3 separate regions of the Homo sapiens genome follow, and regions 1 and 2 are each linked to region 3. The links are chromatin loops, found by intact Hi-C in ENCODE. Cell type or tissue: sigmoid colon. All regions are shown on one strand. Links, peaks and the distances in the headings refer to the core of each region. The heading gives the core; the rest is flanking DNA.

The links. A loop is a pair of places that touch in the nucleus more often than their neighbours do. Peaks named below come from ENCODE experiments on the same cell type or tissue, not always from the same donor. Only the 100,000 strongest peaks of a DNase experiment are listed, where the experiment ranks them.
Region 1: a loop joins it to region 3, with 2.8 times the contacts of the local background. A loop is called at or near these places in 2 of 110 quality-filtered maps.
Region 2: it touches region 3 in a loop (2.6-fold over the local background); 7 of 110 quality-filtered maps call a loop at or near these places.

What each region holds. Positions count from the first base shown.
Region 1 is chr22:37,950,420-37,957,495 of GRCh38, forward strand. It overlaps C22orf23 (chromosome 22 open reading frame 23), which reads right to left and starts at 3,182. Exons shown (of 7, transcript NM_032561.5): 1 at 3,029-3,182; 2 at 2,628-2,739; 3 at 1,041-1,103. The coding sequence starts at 2,730. It overlaps POLR2F (RNA polymerase II, I and III subunit F), which reads left to right and starts at 3,280. Exons shown (of 5, transcript NM_021974.5): 1 at 3,280-3,388; 2 at 6,354-6,423. The coding sequence starts at 3,369. RefSeq lists a silencer at 3,446-3,515. In sigmoid colon, for the core only: no CTCF peak of the experiment used is centred there; DNase peaks (open chromatin) are centred at 2,672, 2,892 and 3,222; H3K4me3 peaks cover 2,429 bases; H3K27ac peaks cover 435 bases.
Region 2 is chr22:37,748,265-37,755,190 of GRCh38, forward strand. It overlaps TRIOBP (TRIO and F-actin binding protein), which reads left to right. Exons shown (of 24, transcript NM_001039141.3): 12 at 3,508-3,564; 13 at 6,613-6,720; 14 at 6,837-6,926. Among named protein-coding and RNA genes, the nearest start is that of H1-0, 54 kb to the right of the region's middle. RefSeq lists enhancers at 3,276-4,475, 4,290-4,910, 6,558-6,926. In sigmoid colon, for the core only: no CTCF peak of the experiment used is centred there; DNase peaks (open chromatin) are centred at 3,417 and 4,457; H3K27ac peaks cover 3,247 bases.
Region 3 is chr22:37,621,070-37,626,069 of GRCh38, forward strand. It overlaps GGA1 (golgi associated, gamma adaptin ear containing, ARF binding protein 1), which reads left to right. Exons shown (of 17, transcript NM_013365.5): 7 at 547-627; 8 at 2,258-2,398; 9 at 2,483-2,564; 10 at 3,900-4,007; 11 at 4,728-4,880. Among named protein-coding and RNA genes, the nearest start is that of GGA1, 15 kb to the left of the region's middle. In sigmoid colon, for the core only: a CTCF peak has its summit at 2,666 (motif pointing right); DNase peaks (open chromatin) are centred at 657, 2,702 and 3,107; H3K27ac peaks cover 506 bases.

The DNA.
Region 1 (7,076 bases), core at 1,277-6,276, 330 kb after region 3:
TTTTATTTTAATTTAATTTTATTTTATTTTAATTATTTTGAGATTAGGCTCCACTCGGTCGCCCAGGCTGGAGTGCAGTGGTGCAATCACAGCTCATTGCAGCCTTGACCTCCCAGGGTCAAGTGATCCTCCCACCTCAACCTCCTGAGTAGCTGGGACTACAGGTTGGCACCACCACACCTGGCTAATTTTAAAAAATTTTGGGGGCTGGGTGCAGTGGCTCATGCCTGGAATCCCAGCACTTTGGGAGGCCGAGGCGGGCAGATCACGAGGTCAGGAGTTCGAGACCAGCCTGGCCAACATGGTGAAACCCAGTCTCTACTAAAAATACAAAAATTAAGCCGGGCATGGTGGCGCACGCCTGTAATCCTAGCTAGTCAGGATGCTGAGGCAGGAGAATTGCCTGAACCCAGGAGGCGGAGGTTGTAGTGAGCCGAGATCATGCCACTGCACTCCAGCCTGGGCGACAGAGAGAGAGACTCATCTCAAAACAAAACAAAACAAAAAAGTTGGCCAGGCGTGGTGGCTCACTCCTGTAGTCCCAGCACTTTGGGAGGCCGAGGTGGGCGGATCATGAGGTCAGGAGATCGAGACCATCCTGGCTAACACGATGAAACGCCGTCTCTACTAAAAATACAAAAAATTAGCCAGGCGTGGTGGTGGGCACCTATAGTCTCAGCTACTTGGGAGGCTGAGGCAGGAGAATGGCATGAACCCGGGAGGCAGAAGTTGCAGTGAGCCGAGATTGCGCCACTGCACTCCAGCCTGGGCGACAGAGTGAGACTCTGTCTCAAAAAAAAAAAAGGTTTTGTGGAGATGAGGTCTTGTGGCTTGTGGCGTTGCCCGGGCTGGTCTTGAACTCCTGGGCTTAAGCCATCCTCCCACCTCAGCCTCCCAGTGTTGGAATTACAGGCATGAGCCACGTGCCCGGCTGTCTTTGTTTTTTTTATATGAGGTCCTCTCTCCCTTAACATGGAGAAGCATTAAAAGTGTGGCCCCAGATCCCTCTGTCCAGGAAGCCTCTGTGGACTGCCCCTTACTTTTCATGATGTCCATGATGTGGCGCTGCTGGATGTTCGTCAGTTTGGATTCCTTCATCATCACTGCACGACAAAGCATTCTATGAGGCCTCTTGGGCTGCAGGCGGATGCCTTCACCTGACACCCTACTGAAATTTAAAACCCTACATCCTAGCCCCATTCTGCACTGAGCATGCCTTCTCTATCTTTCCTGCTTCGTTTTTTCTATAGCACTTACGACCACCTAAAATTCTATATATTTTATTTTATTGTTATCCTTCTATATTAGCTGTATGATAAGAATTTTTGCTGGTTTAATAAAATTTCTGCCCTCTGTTAAATATTTTTTCCTCTTTCTCTTTTTTTTTTTTTTTTTTTTTTTTTTTTTTTTTTTGAGATGGAGCTTCCATCTTGTTGCCCAGGCTGGAGTGCAGTGGCGCGACCTCAGCTCACTGCAATCTCCACCTCCTGGGTTCAAGGAATTCTCCTGCCTCAGCCTCCCAAGTAGCTGGGATTACAGACATGCGCCACCACGCCCGGCTAATTTTGTACTTTTAGTAGAGACTGGGTTTCTCCATGTTGGTCAGGCTGGTCGTGAACTCCTAACCTCAGGTGATCTGCCCACCTTGGCCTCCCAAAGTGCTGGGATTACCGGTTTGAGCCACCTCATTTTCTTTCACTGCTGTATCCCCAGCACCTAAAACAGAGTCTAAGGCACATGGTAGACTTAAAAATGTTGTTGTTGGAAAAAAACAAAAAAGTTGTTGAGTAAAAGAACACATGAATACTTGTTCATCATGTTTCAGGGGCTGGAGCTACAATTGTGGGCCGAAACAGGCACGGTTCCTGCCTGATGAAATTCATGATCTGGAGGGATAGATGGGACACCAAATAACTGACTACAGCTTGTGCTAAGCCCAGTGAAGGAAAATGTGTGAGGGCACATAACAGTTGATCCTACTGTGGTGGTGAGGAGCAGAAGTCTTCCTCGGGAAAGTTGAAAGTGTGATCTAAAGGATGCATAGGAGTTAACTACTCTAAAAATTTTAGTTCTTTGACTTTTGGCAAGGTGTAGCACCTTGAACCTTCCCCTCCCCCCCGCCCCGCCCCGCCCCCGAATAAGGCATATGCAGTAGAATTTTGAAGCTTTCTGAACCCCAGGCTCCTTATCTGTAAAGGAAAATAGTGCTAAGCCACAGGTCAGGTACGGGGGAACTGAGTTACAGAGGGTAACTACCACCATTCTTCTCTCATCCTTTAACTCAGGGGTCCCCAACCCTCCGTCCGTGGACTGGTACCAGTCCCTGGCCTGTTAGGAACCGGGCCGCACAGCAGGAGGTGAGCGGCAGGCTAGCGAGCCTCACCGCCTCCTTTCAGGTCAGTGACGGCCTTAGATTCTCATAGGAGCGCGAACCCTATTGTGAACTGCGCACGCGAGGGATCTAGGTTGCACGCTCCTTATGAGAATCTAACTAATACCTGATGATCTGAGGTGGAACAGTTTCATCCCGAAACCATTCCCCACACCTCCGTCAGTGGAAAAATTGTCTTCCACGAAACCGGTCCCTGGTGCCAAAAAGGCTGGGATCGCTGCTTTAACGGACTGACCTCTGAGCAGCTCGCAGGTCCCCGGGGTGTAAGTGATGGTCTTGGGGCGGCGCCGGAACCCAGTTCCTTTGGTCACTACCTCCATCTGCTTCTGTGAAGCCATGGGAGGACTCTGAGGAGGGAAAGACGCAATGACACACCCCCTGTCTCCTGTCCCTAATCTCTGTTCCCCGACGCCCAACACCCCCAGAAGTCTGGAAGCGGGGATCGAGCCAGAGAATGATGCCGCCAGTTAATATTGCGACAGTGCCCAAACCTCCCATCCAGACACACAGATACACACACACAGTCCTCATTCTGACCCAGCGCCTGTGGCAGGGAAGTCTCCTCGGGAGGGAGTGTTAACACAGCCATGGTCACAACAGTACCCACTGAGTGATATGCCAAAATTGAAATTTCACCCTAAGACCCTCTCTGGGTGCTCCCCTCTCCACATAGAAGTGGGCTCCCGGAGGCGGTGACCACTGCTTTACAGCCGCATCCGCACCGGTGCCACGCAGAAATACTGCGCGATCTGGGCTGCTGGAGCTGGCAGCTAGCGCCTCTCGCTACTATAGAAACGCGCACACACCAGTCAGCGCATGCGCACTTTCCCCGCTCTGTCCTGCCTCCCGGAAGTGATTTCCTCTGGGTTACGGCGCAGGCGCAAGATAAGCTAGGAGCCGCGCGAGTCGTAGTGTCGCTGTTTGCGGGTCTCCGCGCGGGACCGGGGCGCAGCGGGGTCGCTGAGGCGAGGGTGTCATGTCAGACAACGAGGACAAGTGAGTGCGGGAGCGGAGTGGCCTTTGCGGCAACCTTGGAAGGGGCGGATGAGGCAAGGCTTGGGTCGGCTGAGGAGCCTGGCGTCTAGGGGCAATGTCTGAGGGGACTGGGGTCCTGAGGGGGCCGGCGGAGCCGAGGAAGGGAAGGGCGGGCGACCCAGGAGCACAGCCCCGGCTGGAGGCACAGGAGGGCCCAGGCTCGAGGGTCCAGAGGGGATCCGTAGAAAAGGTGTCCTTCAGCAAATGTTCCAGCGAGCCGGGCTCTGTATCATGCAGTGGGAATATTGAGGTGAATGAACAATCGTCCCTGCCTCTCCACGTGCTCACTTTCTAGAAAAGGGGTCACAGGCCCATAAGTAAGCAAGCAAGCAGGTAACGGTGGTCGCGTGAGCTTCCCCAGTTCTAGACGTATGTAGTATAGGAGTACTCCAGAGGAGGGTCTGGGGCAGCTCCACCGGGTGGCATTAAATAAAAGTCTGGGACGGTCCTTTGCAGTAATTTTTTTTTTTTTTTGAAACAGAGTCTTGCTCTGTCGCCCAGGCTGGAGTGCAGTGGCGCGATCTCGGCTCACTGCAGCCTCCACCTCCGGGGTTCAAGGGATTCTCCTGCCTCAGCCTCCCGACTAGCTGGGATTATGGGCGTGCACCACCACGCCTTGCTAATTGCTTGTAGTTTTAGTAGAGACGGGTTTCACCATGTTGGCCAGACTGGCCTCGAACTCCTGAGCTTGTGATCCACCCGCCTCGGCCTCCCAAAGTGCTGGGATCACAGGCGTGAGCCACCGTGCCCGGCCTGCTTGTAGTAATCTAGATGAGAGAAGTCAGTAGCTTATAGTAGGGTGGTAGGAGTAGAGGTGGTGAGAACTGGTTTTGAATTCTGGATATATTACTATTTTAAAGATAGAGCCCAAAAATTACCTGTGGGATATGTGGGTGCAAAGAGAGCTAGTCTGAAGATAAAAATAAGAAACGTGTGGGATTGCTACCCCATTCCCAGTGAGTGTCAGTAGAGAAGAGGAGATGACCCGTGGCTGAGCATTAGGGCATTTGGACATTGAGTGCTTGGGGGAAAAGAGAAGCCGGGGAGGTGGGGGAACACCAAGAGGGTGAGGTGTCCTTGGAGTCAAGTGAGGAGAGCAAGTGGCCTAATGTGCCAGCTGATAGATCAGGCTAAATGAGAAGGAGAGTTGGCCATTGGATTTAGCAACGTGGAGATCATTAATGAGCTTGGAAAGTGGTTTTGATGGAGCTGTTGGGGTGAAAGGCTTTTTGGAGTGAGATTATGACAAAATGGGAAGAGAGGAAGATAGTGAGGGTGGACAGCTCTTTCACACATTTTTGCTTCAAAGGACACCATGGAATTAGGGCTATAGGGGGAGAGAGAAGAGAAATAAGGGTTTTTTTTTTTTTTTTTTTAGATGAGGAAAAGCACATGTTGAAATGCTGATGGGGCCGGGTGCTGTGGCTTACACCTCTAATCCCAGCACTTTGGGAGGCCGAGGAGGGTGGATCACCTGAGGCCAGGAGTTCGAGACCAGCCTGGTCAACATGGTGAAACCCCATCTTTACTAAAAATACAAAAATTAGCTGGGCATGGTGGCGTGTGCCTATAATCCCAGCTACTCGGGAGGCTGAGACAGGAGAATTGCTTGAACCCAGGAGGCAGAGGTTGCAGTGAGCCAAGATCACGCCATTGCACTCCATCCTGGACAACAGAGCGAGACTTTGTCTCAAAAAAAAAAAAAATGCTGATGGGAATGATCCAGTAGAGAGGGAAACAGTGATGATGAATGAGTACTAGCAATATTTGGGGGCAGATGGGGAAAAATTGAAGGGGTAAAATGGAACAAAAGTCGGATTTACTTCTTCTTCTTATTATTATTTTTTATTTTTTGAGAAGGAGTCTCGCTGTGTCACCCAGGCTGGAGTGCAGTGGGGTGACCGTGGCTCAGTGCACCCTCCGCCTCTCGGGTTCAAGCAATTCTTGTGCCTCAGCCTCCTGAGTAGCTGGGATTACAGGCGCCCACCACCACACCCGGCTAATTTTTTTGTATTTTTAGCAGAGACGAGATTTCTCCATGTTGGCCAGGCTGGTCTTGGACTCCTGACCTCAAGTGATGCACCCACCTCGGCCTCTCAAAGTGCTGGGATTACAGACGTGAGCCACTGCACTCAGCTGATTTACTTATTAAGTAAATATTTATTGAGTGCTTCCTACATACTGGGCGAGACACAGATCTCTGCCCTCTTTGATTTTTTTTTTGTTTGTTTTTTGTTTTGCGGTGGCGGGGGGGGGTTTTGAGACGGAGTTTCACTCTTGTTGCCCAGGCTGGAGTGCAATGGCGTGATCTCAGCTCACCACAACCTCCGCCTCCTGGGTTCAAGTGATTCTCCTGCCTCAGCCTCCCAAGTAGTTGGGATTACAGGCATGTGCCACCACCACTCCCGGCTAATTTTGTATTTTTAGTAGAGACGGGGTTTCATCATGTTGGTCAGGCTGGCCTTGAACTCCACCCGCCTTGGCCTCCCAAAGTGCTGGGATTACAGGCTTAATCCCAGAGCCACAATACAAAGCCACCATGCCCGGCCTCTGAATTTTTTTTTTTTTTAATTTTTCTTATTTATTTTGAGACAGGTTCTTGTTCTGTCACCCATGCTGGAGTACAGTGGTGCAATCTTGGCTCACTGCAACCTCCACCTCCTGGGTTCAAGCAATTCTTGTGACTCAGCCCCCCAAGTAGCTGGTATTACAGACATGTGCCACCATGCCCGGCTAATTTTTGTATTTTTAGTAGAGATGGGGTTTTGCCTTGTTGGCCAGGCTGGTCTTGAATTCCTGGCCTCAAGTGATCCGCCCACTTCAATCTCCGAAAGTACCAGGATTACAAGTGTGATCCACCGTGCCTGGCCCCTCTTTGATTCTTTTAAGTGATGCTCTAAGTAACTGATCTCTTCTTCCTGTACAGTTTTGATGGCGACGACTTTGATGATGTGGAGGAGGATGAAGGGCTAGATGACTTGGAGAATGCCGAAGAGGTCAGTATTCAGCCTCAGGCTCCCACCTCTGCAGCCCAAGCTGCCAAATCGTCTGACAGGTGATGATTAGCTGAATGTGTCTGCCTTCTATTTGTGGTCAAGGCCCCTGCCATAAGCATTCCCAGTTAGAGTGAGCTGTGTTCCAGTCTTGCATAGCAGAACAGCCCTGCAGGGTGGGCCTGAAAGCTTTTGTCCATGTGGTCCACAGCCTGTGGCTTCTGGGGCAGTTAGTTCACTGACAAGTTAAACGGTGCCTTCCTTCATTTGGCAAACATGTGTTGAATGTTTATTATATGCCAGGTGCTTTCTGCTGGGTGGGACTGCTTAAGGAGCAAAGGGAAGAGGTAAGCAGGGCTCAGATGAGGCAGTATTTTGTAGCCTAAAGGCAATGGGAAGCTACTGACAAACTTTGAGCCAGGGCACAGTCCAGGTTACATTTTAGAAAGTACATTCCTGCCTCGAGTAAGGAGTGAACTGGGGAAGGGCAAGAGTGAAAGGTGAGAGGCCTGTGGCTTGGACATAGGTGCTGGTAGTGCAGGTGATGAGAAGGCAGATAAAAGAGTTATTTCGGTGGGTTGGTTATGGGGCTGAGAAAGTGAGTGGTGACGAGGACGACTCTCAGGTTTCTGGCTTGAGCAACTAGGTGGATAGGT
Region 2 (6,926 bases), core at 1,927-6,926, 130 kb after region 3:
TGCTCCTCCTGTACCCACCTCACACCCTCCTCCCCTGGCCCCCGTGCCCTGAATCAGGGATCCATACAGAGCAAGTGGCACAGGTGTGTGAGTGTGTGAGGCTCCGGGGCTTCAGGGAGTTGGGATTCTCTTCCACCCCTTTTGCCTTTGCCTGGGTGCAGCTTTGCTCCCGGATCAGCCTTCCCCCTCGCCTGCTGGGCATCAAATTATATTTGGTCCCTTGTTTACTGTCTCTTTCCTACAGTCCACCAGGGCAGGGGCCACAGCTCTTGGTCACAGCTAATTTCCTGGCCTAGAACAGTGCCTGATAACTTTAAAAAAAAATTTTTTTTTCTGCAAACACTCCCTGAGCCCCTATCTGTGCTGGGTCCTGGCAGGTAAACAGTGTATGTCCCTGACTGTGAGTTGCATCTAATCTAGCCTGTGAAGGATAAGTAAAGGGCCTCAAGATAGTCACGGATGCAACAGAGGCCTCTGAGAGGGGCCATGGGAGGGCAGGACGGGGGCGGCTGGTGGTGCGGTGAGTGGCATGAACTGTGAAGGGACCTCAGAGGTGGCCATTAAGCTGGGTCTTAAGGCCTGAGTAGCCGCTTGCCTAGTCATCGGAGGAGGAGGAAGCATAGTGTTTCAGGCCAAGGACATGGCACATATGAAGGGCCCGGAGTCCTGGTGTGTTGTGATCGGCAAGGAATATGCAGTGGTATAAACAGGGGCCCCTCAGCAAGGGGAGGCCAGGCTGGAAGAGTGTGATGAGGCTTCCCTGCCATCCTGAGGCAGCTGGACTTTGTTTTAAAGCCACCTGGAGACCGGGTGTAGTGGCTTATGTGTGCCTGTAATCCCAGCATTTTGGGAGGCTGAGGTGGATGGATCACTTGAGGTCAGGAGTTCGAGACCAGCCTGGCCAGCATGGTGAAATCCCATCTCTACTAAAAATAAAAAAATTTGCTGGACATGGTGGTGGGTGCTTGTAATCTCAGGTATTTGGGAGGCTGAGGCAGGAGAAACGCTTCAACCCGGGAGGTGGAGGTTGCAGTAAGCCGAGATGGCGCCATTGCACTCCAGCCTGGGCAGCAGAGACTCTGTCTCAAAAATAAAGCAAGCCACCTGGAGCCGTCCCTGGAACTGTTAAGCAAGCCTGGGATACCAAGCCTTTTTGAGTGAGTCCCGCCAGCCCGAGGGTGTGTAGAGGGGTTGTGTGCCTGGCCAGGTAGGAGGCGGGGCTGTGAGAACCTGCCAGTACTCCCGAAAGGCGGAAGGAGAAACTGAGCTTCTAGCAGGTGAAGAAGAGGTAGCTGGGCCTGAAGAGCCCTGTATGAAGGGGCATCGTGGGAGATTTAGATGATCGGACCTTTTGACCCTGGGGACAGGTTTCCCTGCCAGTTTAAAAACTCACATTGGTTGGCCGGGCACATTGGCTCACACCTATAATCCCAGCATTTTTGGAGGCCGAGGTGAGCGGATCACTTGAGCTCAGGAGTTTGAAACCAACCTGGGAAACATAGGGAGACCCCATCTCTACAAAAAAAAAAAAAAAAAAAAAATTAGCTGAGCATGGTGGAGTGCTTATGTCGTCCCGGCTACTTGGAAGCTGAGGTGGAAGGATCGCTTGAGCCCAGGAGGTTGAGTCAGCAGTAAGCTGTGATCACACCACCACACTCCAGTCTGGGCAGCAGAGCAGGGCCCTGTCTCAACAAAACAAAACTCAAATTGGTGACCTTCTATCCCCAAGGTCACTGTGTCATGGCGTGCCTGACATGGTATGTGATGTGTCTGTACTGGGCTCTGGAGGATCACTAGGTTTCTCCTTGTACAGACACGTTCAGTCCTGTCGGAAGCTGCGGGAGGGGAGGACCGCCCCGTCATTTGCCACATCAGGCAGCCAGGACTCAGAGAGGGGATGTGACTTAGGAAGGTCACAGTGACTCCACTTCCCAGGCAGCCCTAGAGGTTCCAGCCTGACAGCTTGTCATTCCTGCCCCAATCTCCCAGCCCTGGCCCAGGGACTTTCGCCTGGGACTGCCCAGTGGTGCCAGCTCTGTGGGCCCAGGAAGCCTGGCTCCTCCGGGCTAGGTGGGGGTAGGGGAGATGGCCCAAAAAGCACAGAAATTTAGACCAGGGGGTAGATATTTCCTCAGCAAGTTTTTCCTGAGCCTTGCTGTGGTCAAGCCCCCTGCAAGGCCCTGGGGCCACAGGAGGTCCCAGACTGAGGGGAAGTGGAGCCAGGTGTGGTCACCAATCTTCATTCTTAGCTTGGGATCGCCCTGGGCAGCCTCCGTCTCAGGTGGAAGACGGGGTGGGCAGAATACAGAGCAGCGGGACAAACGCAGCCCCAGGGGTTCTCGGCCGTGAGCAGAGCCTGTGTCTCTCCCTTAGACAGGTATACAGGGAGGGGCTGGGATGCCAACCTACTGGGTCCCCCGACTGTGGCTGTGGAAGGTTCTGGATCTTCAGCTGTCCCAAGCCCCGGTTGGTCCACTTCCTATACCTGAGAAGGGGCTCCGTGGGTGGAGAGTGGGTCGGGAGAGGTGGCCAGGCAGGGTGGCTGTGGTTTCCAGCTGCCACTGTCACCGCCCACTCCACTGAGCCATGCCACCCGTTCTCTGCAGGCAACCAGACACCTTGGCCTGGTGAGGCCTCGATGTAGGGGCTGATAGGTAGGCTCAGAGCCATGGCAACCGGTGGCCACCTCCTCCCTGCCGGCGCCAGGAGCGGAGACTGCAGAGGGACCGGGACTTAGATGAGAGAGGTCTCCCCAGCAGGAAGGGAGGGTCTGGTGGTTGGCACCCACTAGATGAGCATGGTCAGAAAAATATCAGGATGAGCAACTTCTTTATCTAGGCCTGGGTGGGGGTGCCTGGCACAGGTCTCCATGGGACATGCTGCAGCTGGTAGCCCCCAGACCCCGGGGCTGTGCCCCCCTGGGCGGCACCCAGAAGGTAGGGCTTGCCAGGACTGACCCTTCCCAAAGAGATCTAGGCGGGGACCAGAGGGTTTCTGACCCCAGCCTGTGACTGGCTCCACCTCCCATAGTCTCCTGGAGCCGAGGAAAGGACAGGACTGGCGGGCCCATGGGAGGGTCCGTGGGGCACTTGGTCCTCGTCAGAGGGAGGAACTGGACAGTTCGCGCAGTGCTGCTGGTCTGGACTGCCCTCTGAGCTCTCAGGGGGTCTCTATGCAGGCAGAGTCCTCCCAGCCCCTCTCTCCCATTCTTGGGCGAGGGGTCGGCTGGAGAGAGGCCCCTGGGACATCTGGGTGTGTGTGCCAGCCACCCAGCCCAACTTCTTGGCTCTCTGAGTGCCACTATCAGGAAAGGGGCCAGGGCTGCCTCAGTGGCTGGGAGGCCTGCTTGGACTTGGGGGTTACCTAGGGCCTTAGCCCTCTTGGCTGGCTTCCCAGGAGCTCGGTCCCACAGGACTTGGGGACAGGGTGGGTGCAGCACGCTCCCCTCACCAGCCCCCATTGGCTTCCTGCTGGACCCAACTCACCTCCCTCCTCATCTCCCCACAGCCCGATCTGCTCAACTTCAAGAAGGGATGGATGTCGATCTTGGACGAGCCTGGAGAGGTAAGAGGACTGAGGCCGGAGGGGAGGAAGCTGGCTTGTGCTGCTGCTGGGCCCCTGGGCAGCCCAGGAGTGGGGGTGGGGCTGGGGCTGGTGTGAGAACCCTGGGGGTGGGGCTGGGAGGGGTGGAGGCTGCCCATTAGGCTTCTGCCTCCTGGAGCAGTCTGCAGTGTGTAAAAGGGATCACAGCAAGGGGCCGTCTAGCCCCTCACACCCAGTGCCCCATCCCTTGATCTCATCAAGAGTCTCTTGGCCCTGCCACCTCAGTAGGAGCCTGGGTGGGAGTCAAGGGTCTTGGGTGGAAGGGCTCGTAGAAGCTGTCTGGCCCGAGACACAGATTCCTAAAGCCTGGTCTGAGGGGGGTGGGGCTCAGGGCGCAGGTGCTGGGGTTTCACCCACCTGGATCCCCACTGGTTGAGTCAAAGCCTCCTCTAGTCCTCAGTGGCCACGTCTGTGACATGGGCATAATGGATAATGGTGATTCTTTCTAGAGTGGATAACAAGGTCAGAGAGATCAAGCACGTACAGGTGCCACAAAGCTCCTGGCACTTACTGTGGGCTCAGCTAAAGACCCTTCCCTTCCTCTGGCATATGTGTCCTTGGAACCAGCAGGGACAGTGGCTGTTTCCTCAGCTCTGTTCTTTCGGCTGCCAGGCTGGCTCCCTGCCCACACTGCCTGGGCAGGAGCGTCTCCCCACCCCTGCCCTGCATGCGCCTGCTGCTCTGGTCTGCGTGCAGCCTGCATGCCGGAGAGGGCTTTGAGCCAGAGGGGATTTCATTGTGTTTCCGGCCCACATGTTTTATTCCCTCCAGCCCACAGCCTTCCCTACCCGCTGCCTGCCCGCTGTCCCTGGTGGCTGCTCTCTAGGCTCACACAAAGCCCGGCACCCCGCCAGTGACCCCTTCCTGGCCTCCCCACCCAGGGTCCCCGGAGGGCAGAGGGATTACAGGCCCCACCCAGAGCTGGCCATTAGTCATCCTCTATCACAGGGTTCTGGAATGTCCGAACTGGAAGGGCCCTGGGAATTCAGCCAGCCCAACCCCTTGGTGCACAGACAGGAGACGGGCCCATGAGGGTGTTGGTCTCTTCCAGGCCTAGGAGCACCTGGGGCAGACCCAGGCTCAGAACTCAGCGCACCTGAGGCCCATGGAGCTCCACCCAGCTTCCATCTCAGACAGTCATAGGCTAGGCCTGGAAGAGCTAAAGAAACCTCTTGGCATAGAACCCCTGTCCTACTTTACAGAGAGGCAATTGAGGTCTGCAGCAGCAACTCCGTTTACTTAGTGAGAGGAAAATGCTTCTAAGAGGCCTGGCCTCCCAGAACAAACCCAGCAACCTGGTTGGTGTCCATCCCTATGCCAAGGGCCATGACAGCCATCCACACAAGAGAGGATGGGCGCCGCTCGCCTCACCAGAAGGTCTAGGCACTTCTTTTTTTGTTTTTTATTTTTGTTTTTTTTTTTCTGAGGCAGAGTTTCACTCTTGTTGCCCAGGCTGGAGTGCAGTGGCGCAACCTCGGCTCACTGTGTCTTCCGCCTCCCGGGTTCAAGCGATTCTCCTGCCTCAGCCTCCCGAGTAGCCGGGATTACAGGCATGCGCCACCATGCCCATCTAATTTTTTTTTGTATTTTTAGTAGAGACAGGGTTTCTCCATGTTGGTCAGGCTGGTCTCGAACTCCTGACCTCAGATGATCCACCCTTCTCAGCCTCCCAAAGTGCTGGGATTATAGGCGCGAGCTACCGCGCCCAGCTATAGGGACTTCTTAGTAGCCCTACTTTATGGTTCAGAAGACTGAAGCTCAGAAAAGTGGAGACACTTGCCTAAAGGCACACAGAGAGAAAGGGAACTCTTGGATACAAAACTCCTTTTCTCAGGGAGGCAATGTGGAAAGAAGCAGAAGGTATCGTCGTTGCATGCCCCTTGAGAACTTACCATCTTCTTGAGGAGAGAAAACTAAGTACTTGAAACAACCAACAGCACAGACAGGGCTTGGTGATGTGAGGGAACCCTGGGAGGGCTGGGGACCGGGTGATATGCACTGACCCTGGCAGTGGGCGGGCCGCGACTGGCATTCCAGTGGAGTGACCAGAAGCCCAGAGGTGGGCTGGGCTTGGCATACTATCAGGCTGTTCTGGCGCCCCCACCCCTTTCCTACATGTCCTGCCAATCTAACCCCAGCTGGAGCAGAGACAGGCACTGCAGGAAGGCACCCAATCACAAATCCTAAACTTACAGCTTAGGGCGCTCTCACCTGCTGCGGATGTGGGTAGCCAGCCTACAGTTCAAGAAGCAGACCGTGCATCTGGGCGCGGTGGCTCACGCCTGTAATCCCAGCACTTTGGGAGGCCAAGGCAGGTGAATCACCTGAGGCCAGGAGTTTGAGACCAGCCTGGCTGACATGATGAAACCCTATCTCTACTAAAAATACAAGAAATTAGCTGAGCATGATGGCGGGCGCCTGTAATCCCAGCTACTCGGGAGGCTAAGACAGGAGAATCACTTGAACTCAGGAGGAGGGGGAGGTTGCAGTGAGTGGAGATTGCACCATTGCACTCCAGCCTGGGCAACAAGAGCAAAACTCCTCCATCTCAAAAAAAAAAAAAAAAAAAGGCAGCAGATTGTGGCTGGCACTCACTCCTACTCCAGGGCTCCATCCAGTCCTACTTCCCAGGGGACCATTGTCCCTGACCATGGTGATGATCTGGGGGAATATGGAAAAAGACGTAACGTCCTGGCCCCGCTGAGTCCCTGACTTGCTTACACAGGTCATCACCCCTCCCTGTCTGCACTGGGTCCGGGGTGCCTGAGGAGCCTTGGCAATCTTAAAAGGAGCTCCAAGAAGGAAAGGGAGGGTGTGGTTACGGAGGGGAAACCAATCCATTTCACAGATGCTACCCCTGAGGCTCAGAGAGGAAATGGAGGGGCCAGGTCTCAAATTGGCATTTTCCGCCTCCCCACCCCTCCTGTGTGCAGCATAGTGAGTTTGGCAGCCACACAGGACACCTGTACAATCACACACACTGGCTCTTTCATTCCATCCTCCTTGCAGCCTCCCTCCCCCTCGCTCACCACCACCTCTACTTCGCAGTGGAAGAAACATTGGTTTGTGCTGACAGATTCAAGTCTCAAATATTACAGAGACTCCACTGCTGAGGAGGTGAGGCCATGGGTGTACTGATGAACCCCCGGAAGGGCCTGGGGTGGCCTGGCTGGGTTCACTGGGGTGGGTCACACCAGGGCCCACACGGACCATAGTGGGCCCTCTTGCTCCAGGCAGATGAGCTGGATGGTGAGATCGACCTGCGTTCCTGCACGGATGTCACTGAGTACGCGGTGCAGCGCAACTATGGCTTCCAGATCCAC
Region 3 (5,000 bases), core at 1-5,000:
TATGTGCTGAGTATGTCCCATACAGCATCCCCACATTTAATAAACAGGAGTGTGTCTGGTGTCCCTGGAGTTTGTTTGAGGGTATTTTGACCTTTTCTATAAGAATTTCACTAATTTTTTGTTAAAAGTTAATAAAATTAAAACTTGTGGGTGAAAAGTTAAACAGCCCAGGAGGAGGTAAGATTAAAATAAAGAGGTTAAAGTAAAAGGTCCCCTCTCCCCAGTCTTAGCCCCAGCCCTGGAGAGTGTCTACTGTTAAGGTTCTTGTACATTGTCCCAGAAAGGTTCTCAGCCATGGGGATATAAGGAGCACCATTTGTTGATTACTTATTTCTGCTAGGCGCTGTGGTGTGCACTTTACATGCAGTGTCTCCGCTGGCCTGTGGCCACCCTATCAGGCATCAGTAAATTCTCACCATTTCACAGAGAGCTTAAGTAACTTACTCAGGTCCCACAGGCAGGAAGCGGGGAGCCATCATGTGACTCCAGTCTTCTGACCCCTGGCCCAGGTGCTGCCCTCACGGTCACACCCCTCTGTCTCTGCAGATGCTGGCCCGCCTGCTGAAGAGCTCCCATCCCGAAGACCTCCGCGCAGCCAATAAGCTCATCAAAGAGATGGTGCAGGAGGTAGCGGCCGAGCCCAGAGCACAGGGAGGAGGCGGGATGGGGGTATTGAGCTGGGCCACTGAGATGGGGCTGTATGCATCTTCACATGGAAGGAGCCCTGCAGTGACCCGGGCTGGCACAGCAGAGAAGCTGATGCTGGGGGACCAGGGTGTGCAGGGAAGAATTCCCGGCAGCCTGGGTGACTTGCTCTGGATGGGCCTTTGGGAGGCTGGCTACCTCTTCGTCAAAAGTTAGAAATGAATTAGGCCTTAGTATATTTTTAAAAATACTAAGTATTTTTAAAATTACTTTTTAGTATTTAAAAATACTAAGTATTTTTAAAATTATTTTTTAGTATTTAAAAATACTAATGAATATATGTAAGTATGTATACGTGTATGTATATGAGGAGACTTTTTTTGAGACAAGGACTCACTCTCTAGCCCAAGCAGGAGTACAGTGGCATGATCATGGCTCATTGCAGCCTCAACCTCCCGGGCTCAAGCAGTCCTCCCACCTCAACCTCCCAGGCCGCTGGCACTAAATACGTGTGCCACCACACCGGTATAGTTTTTGTATTTTTTTTGTGGAGAAGGGGTTTCGCCACATTGCCCAGGCTGGTCTGGAACTCCTGGGCTCAAGCAATCTGCCTGCCTCGGCGTCCCAAAGTGCTGGGATTACAGGCATGAGCCACTGCCTGGCCAAATGTTTAATTTTTAAGTAAATATACATATGTTGCCTGGGTGCCTGCTGAAACTTTTTTTTTTTAATTGAGACAAGATCTCATCCTGGAGTGCAGTGGCACGATCATGGCTCACTGCAGCCTCGACCTCCTGGGCTCAAGCGATCCTCCCACCTCAACCTCCCAAGTAGCTGGGACCAAAGGCACACGCTACAGCGCCCGGCTAATTTTATTTTTTGTAGAGACAGCATCTCCCTTTGTTGCCCAAACTAGTCTGTAACTCCTGGGCTCAATGACCCTCCCATCTCGGCCTCCCAAAGTGCTGAAAAAAAAGTTTCAAAGCTGGATGTGGTGGCTCATGCCTGTAATCCCAGCACTTTGGAGGCCAAGGTGGGAGGACTGTGTGAGGCCACTTTTCACTCTGCAAAGGAGGGGCACGCACAGTAAGCGGAGGGGCAGGGGAAAGCCGGGCTGCTCCCAAAAGCAGCCTTTGAAGGCACGGGCTCCCCCATCTGCCAGGCACCGACAGACACTGGAAGGGTCTTCCTGCTCGTTTCCAGGCTGTACCTGGTGACCACAGAGGTCCCCTTGCACTATGAAGTACAGGAACCTCCTTTGAAAGGGCAAACACAAGGAGGGCAAGAGTCACTGAGAACCACAGTGGAGGTCTAGGGCCCTGGGCCTTCAGAAGCACCTGGTGAGGGGTTTGGAAACCCAGGTTCCTGGGCCATCTCTGAAGATCCTGATGAGCTTGTGCAGAGGCCTGGGCACTGGGGGCTTCTTGGACCAGCGTGCCCTTCCTAGGCATGAGGGGCTCCTGGCAGGGCCTGCTGGAGCCCCACCCAGAGTGTGATCCCACAGTCACCCAGCTGTCAACCCAGATCCCAGCACACATTCTCTCAAGTGGCAGGGGGCAGTGCCTCGTCCAGGCCAAAGGTTCTCAGGGGCCCTTGGCCAATGTGTCCCCAGGACCAGAAGCGGATGGAGAAGATCTCGAAGAGGGTGAATGCCATCGAGGAGGTGAACAACAATGTGAAACTGCTCACGGAGATGGTGATGAGCCACAGCCAGGGCGGCGCAGCAGCTGGCAGCAGCGAGGACCTCATGAAGGTGCACCTGCCTCCCTGCCTACCCCACTCCCTGCCCACTCCACAGCCCACGCGGACCCTGACCCGCCCATCCTGCTGCCCTCAGGAACTGTACCAGCGCTGTGAGCGGATGCGGCCCACGCTCTTCCGACTGGCGAGTGACACAGAGGACAATGATGAGGCCTTAGGTGAGCCCAGGGCAGGTGCTGAGGTCAGGTCCCCCCCTCTCCCTCCACCTCCTGCCCCCACCTCCCCCAGGCCCTGCTAAGTATCTGCAGTTGGAAGGAGCCACCACCAGGGGGCCCCCTTCTCCAGCACCGACCTTGGGTTTCTCCTCTCTGAGGACACAGAGCAGGGGCCGCCCCCCTGTTGAGAGGCCCTGTGGGCCAGCCCCCTTAACAGGCATCTTATTTACTACCCGCAGCTGCACAGGAGGCAGACCCATCCCCTTTTCACAACTGGGGCTAAGGGAGGAAAATGACTTGCCCAGATCACAGAGCAGAACAGTGGCAGAGCCAGGGGAGACGGAGGGCCATCTGCCCCCAGACCTTCCTCCCTAATGAGGGTGAATGGAAGCTAAGAGTGCATCCCACAGCCCAGGCAGTTCCAGACCTGAGCCTGACGGCTTCTGCCAGGGCCACATACCAGGTTCTTTTCCTTGATCTCTGCCCACGTGTCAGCCTGGGCCACTTGGGCTGCGGTCTGGGTACCATCCACTCCCTCATTAAGCAGGAGCCCCACCCACAAGGCTCACTGCCCAGATTGCCCCACACCCTGGCACCTGGGGAAGGCAGTGTTGCCGAGGGCCTGATTGGTGCCAGGCACTGTTCTAGGCCCTCAGGGATCTGGCACTGATCAAAGTTTGCAAAACGCCGGGTGCAGTGGTTCACACCTGTAATCCCAGCATTTTGGGAGGCCAAGGTGGGAGGATTGCTTTAGTCCAGGAGTTCAAGACCAGCCTGGGTAACATAGAGAGACCCAGTCTCTATTTCAAATATATTTATATTAAAAAAAAAAAAAAAAGGTTGACAAAAACTTCCTCATGGTAGTTTAGTGAGAGGAGACAGACAATAACCAAGTCCATGAGCACCGACAGTTCGTCACGGTGGTGAGTGGCATGGAGGAAGAGAAGCAGGGAAGGGATGAGGTGGTGCAGGAGGGATTTAGGACAGGCCTCCCTGAGGTGAGCCTTGGGTGAAGACCTGAAGGCAGTAAGGGATGAAGCCATGCAGAGATCTGGGGCAGCCAGAGAGCAGAGCTGGAGTGGAGGCCTGGAGGCGGGAGCGGGCCCAGTGTGTTGAGACAGCCCAGGCAGTATGGCAGGGAGTGAATGAGGGAAGGGTGGGAGGTGAGACCAGGGAGGTGGCGGAGGGCCAGAGTCTCAGCAGACGAGATGGGCTGTTTCCCTGCCCCTTTCCCTTCCCCTCACACACAGGCTGTGATGGATGTGGGGTCCTCGTCCCCTGCCGCCCAGAGGCCCCCACAGTCCTTCAGCCTGGCCTCTCCCCTCCTGCCTGTTCCAGCGGAGATCCTGCAGGCCAATGACAACCTCACCCAGGTGATCAACCTGTATAAGCAGCTGGTGCGGGGTGAGGAGGTCAACGGTGATGCCACAGCCGGCTCCATCCCTGGTGAGGAGGTGGCAGGAGAGCTGGGAGGGCACCCATCAGGCTGGAGGGGCACAGAGAGTGCAGGGTGGTGTGCTGGTCTCAGAGCGGCTGGAATGACTGCCAGGGTGACCCTGGCCCCTTAAGATGGGGAAGGCCCCAGGGAGGGAGCTGGGGGTGAAGTCTGTGCCAAGCCTGCAGCTGTGGGGGAAGAAGTCTGGTGGGGGAGCTGAGGGTTTGGTGAGGACAGGCAGAAGAAGGAAGGCATTCTTTCATTTGACAAATCTGGCACCTGTTGTATAGGGCTAGATGACACCCCAGAGGCTTTATGTATCAGAAAATGCGAGGGGGGTTAGAAAAGTAAACATTACAGACTCAGGTCTAATAAGGGTAAGATGGCAGCCTTGGGGGGTCACAAAAGGGGTTAGAATTGGTTCTGTTAGGGAGAAGTGGAGATGGAGGCGCTGCACGGAAGCAGCCAAGTTTCAGCAGGGCCTTAAGGATGGGTAGCAGTTTGCCCAGTAGAGCTAAGAAGGAAATACATTCCGGACAGAAGTACCATCATATGCCAAAGAGAGGTCCTGTTGAGCAGTTTCCAGGCAGGGGCTGGTGTGGCCAAGGAAGGGGAGGCAGGAGACCAGTGGTAAAGCATCGGGGGTTAGGTGTTGCTCCCCCGCAACCCCTGTGGACTCTGAGAGACACGTGTACACCCAGGACTTGCCAGCCTCTTCTTTCCCACCCCAGGGAGCACCTCGGCCCTGCTGGATCTCTCAGGCCTGGATCTCCCGCCTGCGGGCACCACCTACCCAGCTATGCCCACCCGCCCTGGCGAGCAGGCCAGCCCTGAGCAGCCCAGTGCCTCAGTTTCCCTGCTTGACGACGAGCTCATGTCTCTGGGTGAGGAAGGGGCCAGGCCTGGAGGAGGGCGGGCTCAGCAGCAGATGGGGCATGATCCCAGGGCCCACTCACAGCTAGCGGAACCACGTACCCCAGGTGTGGATCCTGTGGGGCACGTGG